Regions from separate parts of the Homo sapiens genome. Here region 1 is linked to region 2. A link is a loop called in an ENCODE intact Hi-C map of the cell type or tissue named here. Cell type or tissue: IMR-90. All regions are shown on one strand. Each heading gives the region's core, and the rest is flanking DNA. Links, peaks and the distances in the headings are about the cores only.

Evidence for each region. A loop is a pair of places that touch in the nucleus more often than their neighbours do. Peaks named below come from ENCODE experiments on the same cell type or tissue, not always from the same donor. Only the 100,000 strongest peaks of a DNase experiment are listed, where the experiment ranks them.
Region 1: a loop joins it to region 2, with 4 times the contacts of the local background. A loop is called at or near these places in 3 of 110 quality-filtered maps.

The regions. Positions count from the first base shown.
Region 1 is chr4:90,312,455-90,319,175 of GRCh38, forward strand. CCSER1 (coiled-coil serine rich protein 1) reads left to right here. Exons shown (of 11, transcript NM_001145065.2): 3 at 409-593. Among named protein-coding and RNA genes, the nearest start is that of CCSER1, 190 kb to the left of the region's middle. RefSeq lists enhancers at 2,529-2,888, 2,624-2,918. In IMR-90, for the core only: a CTCF peak has its summit at 2,820 (motif pointing right); DNase peaks (open chromatin) are centred at 2,797, 4,847 and 5,487; H3K4me3 peaks cover 169 bases; H3K27ac peaks cover 977 bases; H3K27me3 peaks cover 224 bases.
Region 2 is chr4:92,168,996-92,175,716 of GRCh38, forward strand. No RefSeq gene overlaps it. Among named protein-coding and RNA genes, the nearest start is that of LNCPRESS2, 100 kb to the right of the region's middle. In IMR-90, for the core only: a CTCF peak has its summit at 3,417; no DNase peak of the experiment used is centred there.

The DNA of each region.
Region 1 (6,721 bases), core at 639-5,638, 1.9 Mb before region 2:
ATGTGGAATGTAGATTGTGTTGCGGGTGGAGAGGCAGATGAGAGTAGGCAGAGGTAGGAGAATTGTAGCAAATATTGCAGTAACCAAGCCAGCATAGATTTGGTCCAGGGTCTTAGAAGGAGAGGTAGAAGGAATCAGATTCTGTATACAGTTTGAAGGAAATAAGGACAGGATTCATTTATGTGATTAATGTGAGCAACGAAGCAACAAAGGATGACTCCAAACGTTTTGGGCTTCAAAGAGATTACATGATTAAGTGAACTAAACTGATGCTATACATTTAAAAGTTTTCTTGTGATAGAGAAACTTTGAATAACACTAAGAGTTTTTCATGATCTTTCAGTGGGACATTTGTAAAAACTACATTTAAATATTTACCTTCATTTTTATTTATTTTCCTTTCCATAGTTCTTGCCAGTAGTCTCAGTCCATTTCGTGAAGGAAGATTTATAGAGAGGAGACTGCGATCCTCGTCAGAAGGCACTGCAGGGAGTAGCAGAATGATTTTGAAACCGAAAGATGGAAATATAGAAGAAGTTAATAGTTTAAGAAAGCAAAGAGCAGGTTCTTCATCTTCAAAAATGAACAGTTTGGTAAGTATATACATATGTCTGCCTCTAATAAAATAATGCTGTCTATATCCGACATGTTCATGTCTCTTGCAAAATGAACACAGACTACAGGATAGACACCTCATATTTGAAGGGAAAATTTGTTTCCATAGTTGACATTACAAGTCAGAGAAACAAATTTTTCACCTAGGTCAGGATGGAGTTCACCATGACAGCTGTCTTTAGTTCCTGTCTTCCTTGCTTCCATGGAAAGTTTGACATTCTTTATTCTAGAACAAGACACTTGAATACAGAAACTAGGGAAAATGCTGAACATGAGGCTCCCCTTTGACACCATTATTTCACATCTTCTCTCCACCATATAGCCCTCCAGAAAATACCCTTTTGTAAATCACACTTACTCCAGTACCACTCTTAGTCCCTGTAGACCCTATCCTCGCTGTCCTCCTGCAGTGCCCTTCCACAAAGGGTGAGGAGTTGGTGTGAAGCTTATGAGGACCAATGTGAAATGCCCATCCAATGCTTGCATACATTGGAGGTAATCAAGATACCCTATTCCTGGTCCAAATTGTAGAGCCTGCTTTTAGTATGAGGGTGGAGGTGGGGTGTGTGGGGAGAGGCATGGTCTGAGTTTGTATGTGTGAACTAGGGTGTCACAGAGGCATTAGTATGAAGCTCCCTCATGGTATGAGATGGACCCAGGGGTGGGAAGAGATGAGGGGCGAACTGCAGCCTTGGGTCCATGTGGCCTCAGGTTTCACAAGTATTAGAGTGTGATTGCCTTTTGGAGATCACTTTGCTCACCTTCTCACAAATGTGTCCTTTTTCAGCAGTGTATTTAACATCTATTATCTAAAAATGTTCCTTAAAATAATCTTTCTACCTACCTATCCATGCATATATGTGAAAAATGCTCAAAAATAAATCACTTATGATATCTCTATTGTTTTACATAATTGGGTTTCAAATGAAAATATTAGGTAATTGAGATCTGATAATTATTTTGTGAAGAAGCCTTAAGTTAGTAAGGTAACATTGTGTGATAGCAAAATCACTGTGCTTGATGTTAGAGGTTTTAATCGTTTTTTTCTGGTGTGACCATTTCTTAATCCTGGGCAAATTTGTAACCACAAAATAGCAAGTGATAATAGGTGTCTTGTTTCCATTATACTAAAGAATGACTATGTGAGTATGTGTTTACATTTGTACATATGGAAACATATATTTCATGCTTCGTTTTGTTCTTTTGTGCATTGGCTATTATATTATTATTGTTGCAGTGGATATTTTTGGTCTAAGTATGAAAATATGTTAAAGCGGATTTCCAATTGATGCACCATTAAAAGTTAGGACTAATGAAGTATTACAAAACATTTATCATCACAACATTTTCAGTATTTCTTCATGGAGAGGCATTTATATTAATAGGGTTACACTATTCAACTTGCTCAAAGTTGTGCCTTTTACATATTCTCTCATATCTCATGTGTTTTTCATACTGCATTTAATTTAAATAATTCTAGTTTGAGACAAGCCTAGGCAAAATATTGAGAACTCATCTCTAAAAAAAAATTTAATAATTAGCTAGAAGTGGTTGCACCTGTAGTTCCAGCTACTCAGGAGGCTGATGTGGGAGGATCACTTGGGTCCAGGAGTTGGAGGCTGCAGTGAGTTATTGCACCACTGCACTTCGGCCTGGGCAACAGAGCAAGACCTGGTCTCGATAAGATAAATAAAAAATAAATAAATAAATAAATAAAATGTAAAAAGTGCTTCTTATAATATCACAAAGTCACTCTTCTCAGATTTACTTTTTTTTTTTTTTTTTTTTTTTTTTTGAGACAGAGTCTCGCTCTGTCTCCTAGGCTGGAGTGCACTGGTGCGATCTCGGTTCACTGCAACCTCTACCTCCCCAGTTCAAGCAATTCTCCTGCCTGAGCCTCCCGAGTACCTGGGATTACAGGCACCTGCCACCATGCACAGATAATTTTTGTATTTTTAGCAGAGAGGGGGTTTCACCATGTTGGCCAGGCTGGTCTTGAACTCCTCCTGACCTCAAGTGATCCACCCGCCTCAGCCTCCCAGCGTGCTGGGATTACAAGCGTGAGCCACCACGCTCAGCCCTCCGATCCGCTTTTAAGATTTAAAACTTAAGAAACAAAAGTGGTTTTGTTCCTTTGAGGCCTTATATTTAAATTTTCAAAAGTGTGCCTGTAGTATTATAGTCTGTCCACTAGATGGCAGAAAGACACCACTGCCGTGGTGGTGGACAGTATATCAGGGTTGGAACAGAAACTTGGTAAAATATTGTACATGTTCATTGGATTTACAGATGAAACTTACTGAAATAAATACTGAAACTTTTGAATTTCCTAAAGAGAACTACCAAAAACTACTTCACGATCTTACCATCTTCCTTTGGATTTTACAAGTTATGTCTCATCTTTCAGTTACTTTACAGTTTATTCATTTTTTATTTTAATTTTTAATTTTTTTAAGGCAGAGTCTCACTCTGTCACCCAGGCTGGAGTGCAGTGGTGCAGTCTCGGCTCTCTGCAACCTCCCCTCCCCGGTTCAAGTGATTCTTGTGCCTCAGCCTCCCGAGTAGCTGGGACCACAAGTGTGTGCCACCATGCCTGCCTAATTTTTGTATTTTTAGTAGAGATGTGGTTTCACCATGTTGGCCTGATTGGTCTTGAACACCTGACCTCAGGTGATCCACTCACATCACCTCCCAAAGTGCTGGGATTACAGGTGTGAGTCACCGCACCTGAGCAGTTACTTCACACTTAATTAATTAATTTAAAATGCATGAAATATGTTTTTTAACTTGTAGCACTGTAAGGAAGAAATGGTAGGGATTATTTAGTTCTAGATACATGTGAAACAAGTGATGTATATTTGGAAAATTGTAGCTGTCTGTGTGAACACTGGCACATTTTCTATATTCCTCTTCCAAAATAATTTAAGCAACTGCATGTATTTAAGAATGTATCCATGGTTCAGTTATTTTATTTTAAAGCAATTATAATAGAAACATGTGTTTTTAATGCTTGTTGGAACCAAGTGACTACTTTTAATGCCTGACATGTATTATCACATTCAGTCCTCACAACAGTACTATCAACTAAATGATTCTGTGGTGATCAAATTTTGCGAAAGAGGAAAATAAGGTACTGAGAAGATAAGCAGGTTGCCTAAAATGACATAGCTCATAAATGGCAGAGATAAGATTTGGATTTGGATCCTTTCTAAGTTCAAATCCTACAATCTTTTGGGAAAATGTATTCGATTTAAAATTAAGTTGAGCCATTTTTCAATTGTTTGCATCAATTTGGTGTAATGAAATTAAAACATTTAAAGCAATCTAACCTTGCTTGCTCTAAGTCTAGGCTGCAGCATTCTGTAAGAGATACAAAAGAGGAAAACAGAAACAAAATTTAGTGCTTAATCTGAACTTAAAATGCGGTCATGTTTCTTGAAATGCTGATGAATAGTATCAATGTCCTTACTGAGAGATATCCCATCAAAAAGGAACTTTGTCACAAAAGAGGATATTCATACTTAGCAGTTTTGTAATACTTCTTTACTCCTAACTTTTAATGTTAGCATTAATGCAGCCCTTCATGTAGTTCATGGGGATTTCAATTCTCATAATAAAATATGGCTCTATTTATTAAGATGCTGAGCATTTCCTGAAAGACCGAAGATATTACCTGATGGATTAGATATAGTTAGATATACCACAGTTCTGTTGTTTTTGTGTACTTCTGGGGTATTTCAATCTGGAAGCGAAAGGACAGGATGTATGAACTCTTCAAACATCAAATGCCGAGAACAAATTGGGATTGGCTTAGGTTTATTAAAGGAATCCAAAGTAAATTTGGAACAATTTGATAAGTGTTCACATTTATTATATTTTTTCAAACCTCTTTATAGTATTTTTCCAATTTTTCTCTAATGAGTAGCTTTCTGAATACATTTCTTGCGATTGTCCAAAAAATTTAAAATGCTGTTCTAGAAAAAAGTTAAAGAACATATTTCTTTAAAGAACTTACTTCAGGAAGTTTCTCTCCAGACTATGGTATATAAATGTATACATGTAAGGATTTCTCATGGGTTCTCCAATGGCTTTACATAGGGAATTCTAACTCTAAATATTTACAAGATTACTCTCTAAAAAAGTTAATGTGAGAGTAGATTCATATATAATGAACAATACAGAAGACCTGGTACCGTTAAAGGAAGGAAAAATGCCTAAGTGGATGAGTCAGGATAAACTTGGCTAAGTGATAAAAAATACCGCTGGGCGTGGTGGCTCAAGCCTGTAGTCCCAGCACTTTGGGAGGCTGAGGCAGGCAGATCACTTGAGGTCAGGAGTTCAAGACCAGCGTGGCCAAGATGGTGAAACCCCGTCTCTATTTGCATTTTGTAAAAATACAAAAATTAGCTGGGCATGGTGGCCAGTGCCTGTAATCCCAGCTACTCGGAAGGCTGAGGCAGGAGAATTGCCTGAACCTGGGAGGTGAAGGTTGCAGTCAGCTGAGATCATGCCACTGCACTCCAGCTTGAACAACAAAGTGAAACTCTGTCTCAAAAATAAATAAATAAAATAAAATAAATAAATAATAACTTCCAAATCTAGCGACTTATATAATATAGATTTCTTTCTCACTTAGGCTACATGTTTATTGTGGAAGGCATTGGGGTTCTGTTCAATGTCTCCTCCTCCTGTATTCAGGCTGTGGAAGCAGCTAACTCTGCAAACATTGCCTTTTACCATGGCAAAAAGAAAGAGATCTCTGGAGGTCCCTGTAATAAAATACTTTGAATTGTGAAACTCACTTTCTTCTGCTCACAACTCATTGGTCAGATCTAATCATATGGCCCAAACTAGAAACAAAAGCAGCCAAGAATAATAATGAGTTTCCTGTATCTAGAGGCGGAGACTTAGGTTTGGTGAACACTTAATGACTCATATTCCCAAATATTTTGTTGTATCCAAGTTCTTTTAATTAATCGAGATTTACTGACTGCCTCCTCTTTCCCTTTTGTCCAGAGTCATTTAATGGGCCCTGACTTTGTGCTTCACACTGTCCTGGTCTTTGTGGTTGAAAAGATGAAAACATCTCTGTAACTGAAGAATTCATATATACTACAGGTTTTATTCTTTAGAATATTCTCTCTTCCTTACTTAAAGGCCTTGAGATGTGTATCTTAAGTGAACTAAGTTTACTTTTTTCCTTGACTCAAGGAATCTTTACTATTTTTGTAAGTATTTATTTTCATTGCACCAAGCAGTTGGTTTTGAAGGTTGCATTATCTTCAGATTACTCAGCAAATGCATTTGCAAAGTTGCCCTGTACTATTTGTGCTAAGTGATTCAGACAACTTTCATTTATGGCCAATTTTACTCTGACACAGCATGTTTTCTTTCATTTAGCATCCTGCTGCTTTTATGTGGAAACTGTGAATGACACAGTAAAAACATAACTGTAGGACTTTGGTAGAAGAACAAATCCGATTTATATTTGATTAATAAGAAGTAGTTAGTTGCAGATCGTTAGCATCTCATATCACATTTAATTTTTTGGTATGTTGAACTGCAGAATTTACTTATTATTGATAATAGTAGAATAATATGACTGTACCCTATTTGAGATAGCCAAACACTTTACTATTCATTTACTTTTCTTCTGGGGCCTGCTGTTTTCTCATTTATTAGCTTATCCTTTATTCATTATAATTCTTCATTTCTTCATTCATTAAAACATTCACAGTTTCTTACAATAAATATTTATTGACAATCTGCTCTGAAGAATCAAAGATGAAAGAGACAGTGCTTGAGGATTTTTGAGTTCCCAAAGGGAGAGATAAGGTTAAACATTATCTTGCCAATACAACAGATTTAACCATTTTGACCATCTCTAAGTTCAGAATGGGTGGGGCATGCTTCATTTGGATTGTGAGCATCGAAATCCAAAGTTAAGAAGAGTTAAAATGGGCACATGAACTCCTGTTTCCCAGCTTTGTCTGTGCCTTATCTCACACACTCAATGACACTGTTAAATATATGCATAACTTTCTTGTGTCTTTTGTTCATTTCTCTAACTGAGACCCAGCTGCTAGTGCTGAGCAGGTTTGCTGAA
Region 2 (6,721 bases), core at 1,232-6,231:
TCTCCCTTATAAGTGAGAGCTACAAAATGGGTACACACAGACACAAAGACAGAAACAATAGACACTGTGGTCTCCAAAAGTGGGAAACGAGGGAGGGAGGGGACCAAGGTTGAAAAACTACCTATTAACTACTATATTCACTATTTGGGTGATGAGTTCAATAGCAGCCCAAATCCTAGTACTGTCCAAAATATCCACGTAACAAACCTGCACATGTACCCTCTTGAAACTAAAATTTAAAAATTAGAATAAATTATCTTATTTTCACATTGATGTCATCTACAACAATAGGCACATTAAATGGGTTTACCTTATGTTATTTTAAAATTCTTCTCATAACATTTTGATCAATACACTTGTATTTACAACCATGGTTCCCTTCATTACATGTCAGTCATCAACATATCAATTTGGCTTATCTTTCAGCAAATACAAGGTAATATTTTTGCTGCTTAATAAAACAATAATTCTGAAGTCTCCTGCATTGTCTTCTAATTACCACTAGGAAAATATATGCAACCTCTTTTTTCTTTACATATTCTTTATTTCTATGTCAATTTTCAGATTCTTCTTGTCTAGGTCATGTTCAGCTTTTCACTTCCTAAGATGCATGCAGTCCATTGTCTTGTGCCTACTTCATGATTGTATCTTACTGTTCATTATCAGGTATATTTCAATCAGATAAGCAGACTTACTGTTAATAATATGAATAGAGTGTGCTTTTATAGGATTTTGAACGTGCTCAATTGTGAGGGCAAGTTAAGCAGCCTATTTAAGGCTGTTGATTCTGCTTTTGGTGCTGGATTTTGTCATCAGGTCGAACAGCAGGAAAAAAATTGGATGTGAAATATGGAGAGCAAGGACAAACTAGCAGCTCTGATGATGTGGTGGAACCTCTGGGACAAATTAAAATCATTGTCTGTTTCTCAACGCCTCCAGCCACCAAATTCACATGAGGAAAACGTTAGCAACTTTCCCATGAAACCACACAGGTATGAGGCACAGGAATTAGAGAAAATGAAGGAGGAAAATTTGTATATACTACATACACAAGCTTCAGGCACAGCTGTTGGCCCACACCAACAAAGTGACCCAGCAGACCAGAGACAACGTGCATGAATTGCAGCAGCACTTTATCCAACTTTAACTAACTAAGCCTACGGGTGGCTGCTGCTTCACTTCTGCCTTCCAAATATTGCAGAGAATTCTCCTGTGGAAAATCCTAACCTGGAATCACATAGGGAACAGACTTCTAGGGAACATAGTTTCACTTTAGCCTTGTTAACATAGTACACATTCATTACATTATTCATATATATGTACATATTTCTGGTTCTCATAATCTATTGAGTTAAAAAAAACCACGTCCATTTTAATCTTAAGAGCTACGCAATATATAAAGATAACAGAACAGGCTGAATAAAAATAGGGAGGCTATAATTTATTATATTTTCTTAATTGCCTTAGGAAATACAGTATACATAGGATGGCTTCATCATTATAATTAGTATTAGCAAGAGTAAAATCTGCATGAGTCATCAATTACTACTGCATTGAATGTTAAATAAGATTGTTAAAAAATTATAGTGTATACTGCTTTCTATATAATGATGATGAAACTCATTGTTTTCAGTAAGGACATATAATAAATCATTCTCAATTATATAACATTTCAAAGTTTAACTGCTGAGTTTCATGTGTTAGATTAATATGCCTTAGGTCCTTATATTTTATATTAATTTAACTCAGAGTTATTATGTACTTGTTCAAGGTCAACCATTTGGTATATGGCTGTAAAGAAACTTAAATTCAGATTTATATATCTTTTGACTCTAACTACAGTGCTCTTTCAGCTGTAACACCCACACAAACATAAACTCTCTTATGTTTAAATACGTATCTATATGCCTTGTGATTCAAGGTTACAAATTAAGTCTATACATTGATCTACTTTATGCAAAGATACTAATAAGATGATAATGAAAGGTTTTTAAAGGTATAAACCCATGACAATGAAGATCATGGGAAACAGATAATCATAAAATGAAATATTTCAAATATTTTCTGGAAGGTGAATATAAATGGAAGTGACTAAAGAAGGAAATTAAATTTTCACAAATGAGAATGCGTGCAGAAAGGTTTTAACCAAAGAGGGAATTCCTCTCCTTGGAAGAATTCTAGACAAGTTCAAGGATGCAGGACAGGAGGGGATGCAAGCATAAGATGTAGGACTAAAAATTAGGGATTCAATTGCAACAGTATTTAAGAATCCCTTGTCTACATGCTGTATATCCAGACATGCAACCAACATTCAATATCAACTGTAGCAGAAAACAGTCTCCAAGCATTAATGTTGGACGAACACAAAAACAAAATTAGTTATTTTCAACATAAATTCAATATACTATTTTAGGAGAAACAGAGCAACTCATGTAAGTGAAGCTTTCTTAATTGTGTTCTTTAAAGAAACAGCAGCATAATGGCTTGTTAGCTGCTCAGTTGCCCTAGACCAATGTTGCAGGTAAGTAAGCTTTGCCTTGCATTGAGTGAATTACTGTTCTTCTCAATGATTCATTTTAGGTAGAAATAGAAACAAAGAATCAATACATATCTGATATATCTTCTGAAAAAAGGAATTATAACGATAAACAAATTTTAAAAACCAAGAAAAAAAGAAAATCCTAAGATGATCTGATAATTTAAATATCTTAAAATTTCACTTTGAAAAGATCAAGAAAAATGTATATCTATAAAAAAACAAATTAATATGAGAAATAAAAAAAAACATTTAAAAAGACATTGAAAGTATGCAATATTTTCATGAAATATACATACAAAATGGGCTTAAATCAAGTCATACAGCTCTATGATTTTAACAAAGTGAATATATCCTTGTAATGAGATAAAGATCAAAACACAGTATAATATCAACACCACAGATGCTTTTGTCATCATCATTTCCAGCCTCTTTCCCTCTTGTCAGCAAATAAAATTACTATATTGGTTAGTTTTGCTTATTAAAAAAAAAAGTTACATGTATTTATACAGTAGGAACTCTTTTGTGATTGGCTTCTTTTGCTCAACACTTTGTTTTTGTGATTATACCCTGCTATGTTGCTCAGTGATAATTTTGCTCACTTTCACTCTCAGTAATAGGTGTATTTATTAATGCCACTTATGTCTGCATTGTTTCCAGTTTGGGACTATTATGAATAGTGTTATTATAAACATCATTGAACTTGTCTTTCAGTGTACATGGGTCCACATTTCTGTTACATTTACACCTGGGAGGAGATGTGCTGCTTCAAACAGTATGCAGATGCTAAAGATTAGCAGATACTGCCAAATTATTTTCCAAAATGATTCTAATCATTTATACTCCCACCATTAGTTGCTCCACACCCTTGTCAACACTTGGTGTCAGTCTTTTTCATTTTTGCAATATGAATGGGTGTACAGTAGTATTATACTGGGATTTAAATTTGCACCTTCTTAGTGATTAACTAAATTTAGCATTAGTCGATATGTTTATTGGACATTTAAATGCTGTATATTGTAATGTATCTAGTCAAGATTTTTGCCACATTTCTTTGGAGTTTTCTCTTTTTTTAGTAATTCATAGGAGTCTTATCAGTAAGTATACAGGATGTGAGTTCTTTGTCAGATAGAAGTATTGTAAATATCTTCTCCCAATGTGTGGCTTGAATTTCTATTCTTTCAATAATGTTTTTGGAGGAACAGAAGCACTTGGTGTTTAATGTTGATAAATCTCATCTCCTATTTGTATTTTTTTGTGTGCTTGTAAAGAAATCATTATGTAATCTAATGCCATTAAGATATTTTTCTTGGTTTTCTAATAAAAACTGTAAGAATTAAAGAAAGAGGAGAGAAACACGAAGATTGGCTTTACAGTTAACAGGGACAGGTTTATTTTAAACGAATCTGAGAGGGGTTGCTGGCCAAGTTAGATTAGAGCCACACTTTTTTACAGACTACGAGTTTTTAAGGATTTAGGGTACGAGAGTTTATTAGAGGATTGGACTGCTTTTGTGTCTGTTTGTTGTGTTTATCTGAGAGGGAGAGTTGTGTGTTTGTTCCCATACATCTCTCTGCAGCTGCAGGCATATCCCCCGGAGTTTGCTTTTAGCTTCCCTACCTTACTGCACCTCAAGGGAAAGGAATGTTCTTATTAAGGCCCACTGTTTTACTGGGGCTCACTGTATGAGGGTGAAATTTGGCAGTAACCCAAGAGACTTTCCCCCTACTTTTCTCTGTGCCCAAGCTGTCTTATCTGTGTTTTACTGTCTGCTCTTTCTGTCTGGTTGTAGTTAGAAGAGAAGTGATTTCCTTGAAACGCATGAAGCTAGAAAGGGAGCTGGAACTCAAAGTGGCAGTGTTTGTCCAAGATGACGGTGCTCCTGCTCTGTCATTAAACATTATAGTTTACTTGTTACATTTTGATTTGCAATATTTCTGTAACTGTTTTTGCATGTGGTATTAAGTAGGTCAAGATTTTTTTTTCACATAAATAGCTAATATTTTCAGCAATAATTATCGGCAAAACTGTTATTCTTCCATCACACTTTAGTGTTACCTTTGTCATAAGTCAAGAGACAGATATGTATGAGGGTCTTTTTTTGACTCTCAGTTATGTTTTATTGGCCTTTTCTATGTTGGTACATACACTATATTCATTACTGTATCTTTATACTAGGTTTTAATCTCTAACACTATGAATACACCGGATTTGCTATTCTACAAGATTGAATTGACTATTCAGATTTTACAAATTTAAAATATAACTTCCATAATAATTTTTTAAATCAGTAGAAGTCTTGGAAGATAAAAGCAAAGGAATATGGTAGAATGGATAACTTAAAAATAAAACCTAAAAAGTGAAAAGAAATATACCAAATAAGCTGGTACAAATTCCCTAAAATATAAATTCATGGAAAAATAAGAGATGGGAGAGGCAGTTGGCAATCATAGAATAATTTTTTAGAACAATTAATGGTATTTTAATGGAAATTCTAGGGAGCTCTACTTCCAACTCAAATTCTATTCCCATCTTTAGTACTTTGAATTAAGACCAGTGGAACCACTACTCATCTTGCTATTCTAAGTATCTGAGATTGAAAACATTTTTTAAAGCTAAAGTAATAGCTCATTCTCCCATGGATTAAGTGAGGACATATATGGCAAAAAGTATTTGATTTAGGATAAAGATATATCTTTATTCAAAGACTTAAGTATCTCAACACTTTAAAAATCAGGGTTTTAAAGTTTTGTAGTATTTTAACACATGAGATTTCACTTCACTTAAAAACTGTGTTTCTTACCATGTACTAAATTGCTCTCCTGAAATATAGACATAATATGAAGAAACAAGTTGCTAAAGTGTGTATTCAAAATGCGCAGAAAATTAAATGCATTTTACGAGTGAATAGTTTGCCAAAATTCTTAATATACAATTTTATATAATTTAAAGTAAGTCAGCTTCAGTGTAGGAAGCAAGTAAAGGTAATATTTTTGAAATCTTTATTGTTTTGTGGTTTGTATGTTTATTATATTTCTCTTAATAATAAGCCTCATGTGACATAGAGAATGCTTCAATAAAATCTGTTTGAAAGTTCAAATTAACTTCCACATACTTATGTTAACAAATTAATGAATCTGTGAAAACTTTTAAGGTTCATTGCAGTGCCTCTTGATGCCATGGGGCTTCACATTTGAATTACGCCCTTGTCAAGGAGTCTGGACTATTTGATTTGGGGTGTGATTACAATGTAGTTCTTAAATTAATGTGTACTAGTTTCATGGCATAACTCTCTCTTCCAATGTTAGATAATACTTCAAACTCATTAAGATATAATGATATATAAGAAACTATTATTAGTCCTAATATTAATTCTCTGTTCTCAAGTAATTGAACCTAATAGCAGTGGCACAGGAAGAATTACTGATTTAATTTAGGCTATTTCTTAGTGAACATTTTATGCTAAGTACAATATAAACTACCTTGAATTGACCTAAGATGAATACAAATAATATTATATTAAAATAAGGAATCACTTATTTGGAAAATGTTGGTATTATAATTGTTCAAATTATACGGGTGGTGCTAATGTGCTTTTTCACAATTACTACCACTACACTCTATATTCAGACTGCTTTAAGTATGAAATCTTTGAGGTCAGCATTTGTACTTGATCTTGTTGCAGAACTTTCTCCTTAGTTCAGCTAAAACTGGGTTCTTGTCACATGACCAAAAAAGACTAGGTTCATGGACACATAGAAGGGTGGGGAACAAAATTTATTGAGTGAAAAGAAAAAAGGAAAAAAAAAACTCAGCAAAGTGAGATGGAGTCCTGCTAACAGGCCCTCCATCTCACAGATTGAATCCCAGGTCACCACACAGGAACTGAAGAGGCCAGGCTCCTCCTGGCTGCAAATGGCATGAACTGCCTGAGGCTCCACCCTATTCTCCCAGGGTGCAGGTGGGCATTAGTCAGAGAGAATCAGTCGGGAAAGGGGAAAGGGTGGGCTTCATCCAGGAGCAGCAGTTTGATTTTTCAGCCTTCATGCTGTTTTAGGCTAGAAGGCAGGGTTTTGCCATGGACCCTTGGCTGTCTCCTGTCTGTATCAGTCCTACTTGCTCTAGACTGCAGATGTTATGAAGGAGTATGGAGAAGAGAAGTCTAAAAAGGAGAAATTCTAACAG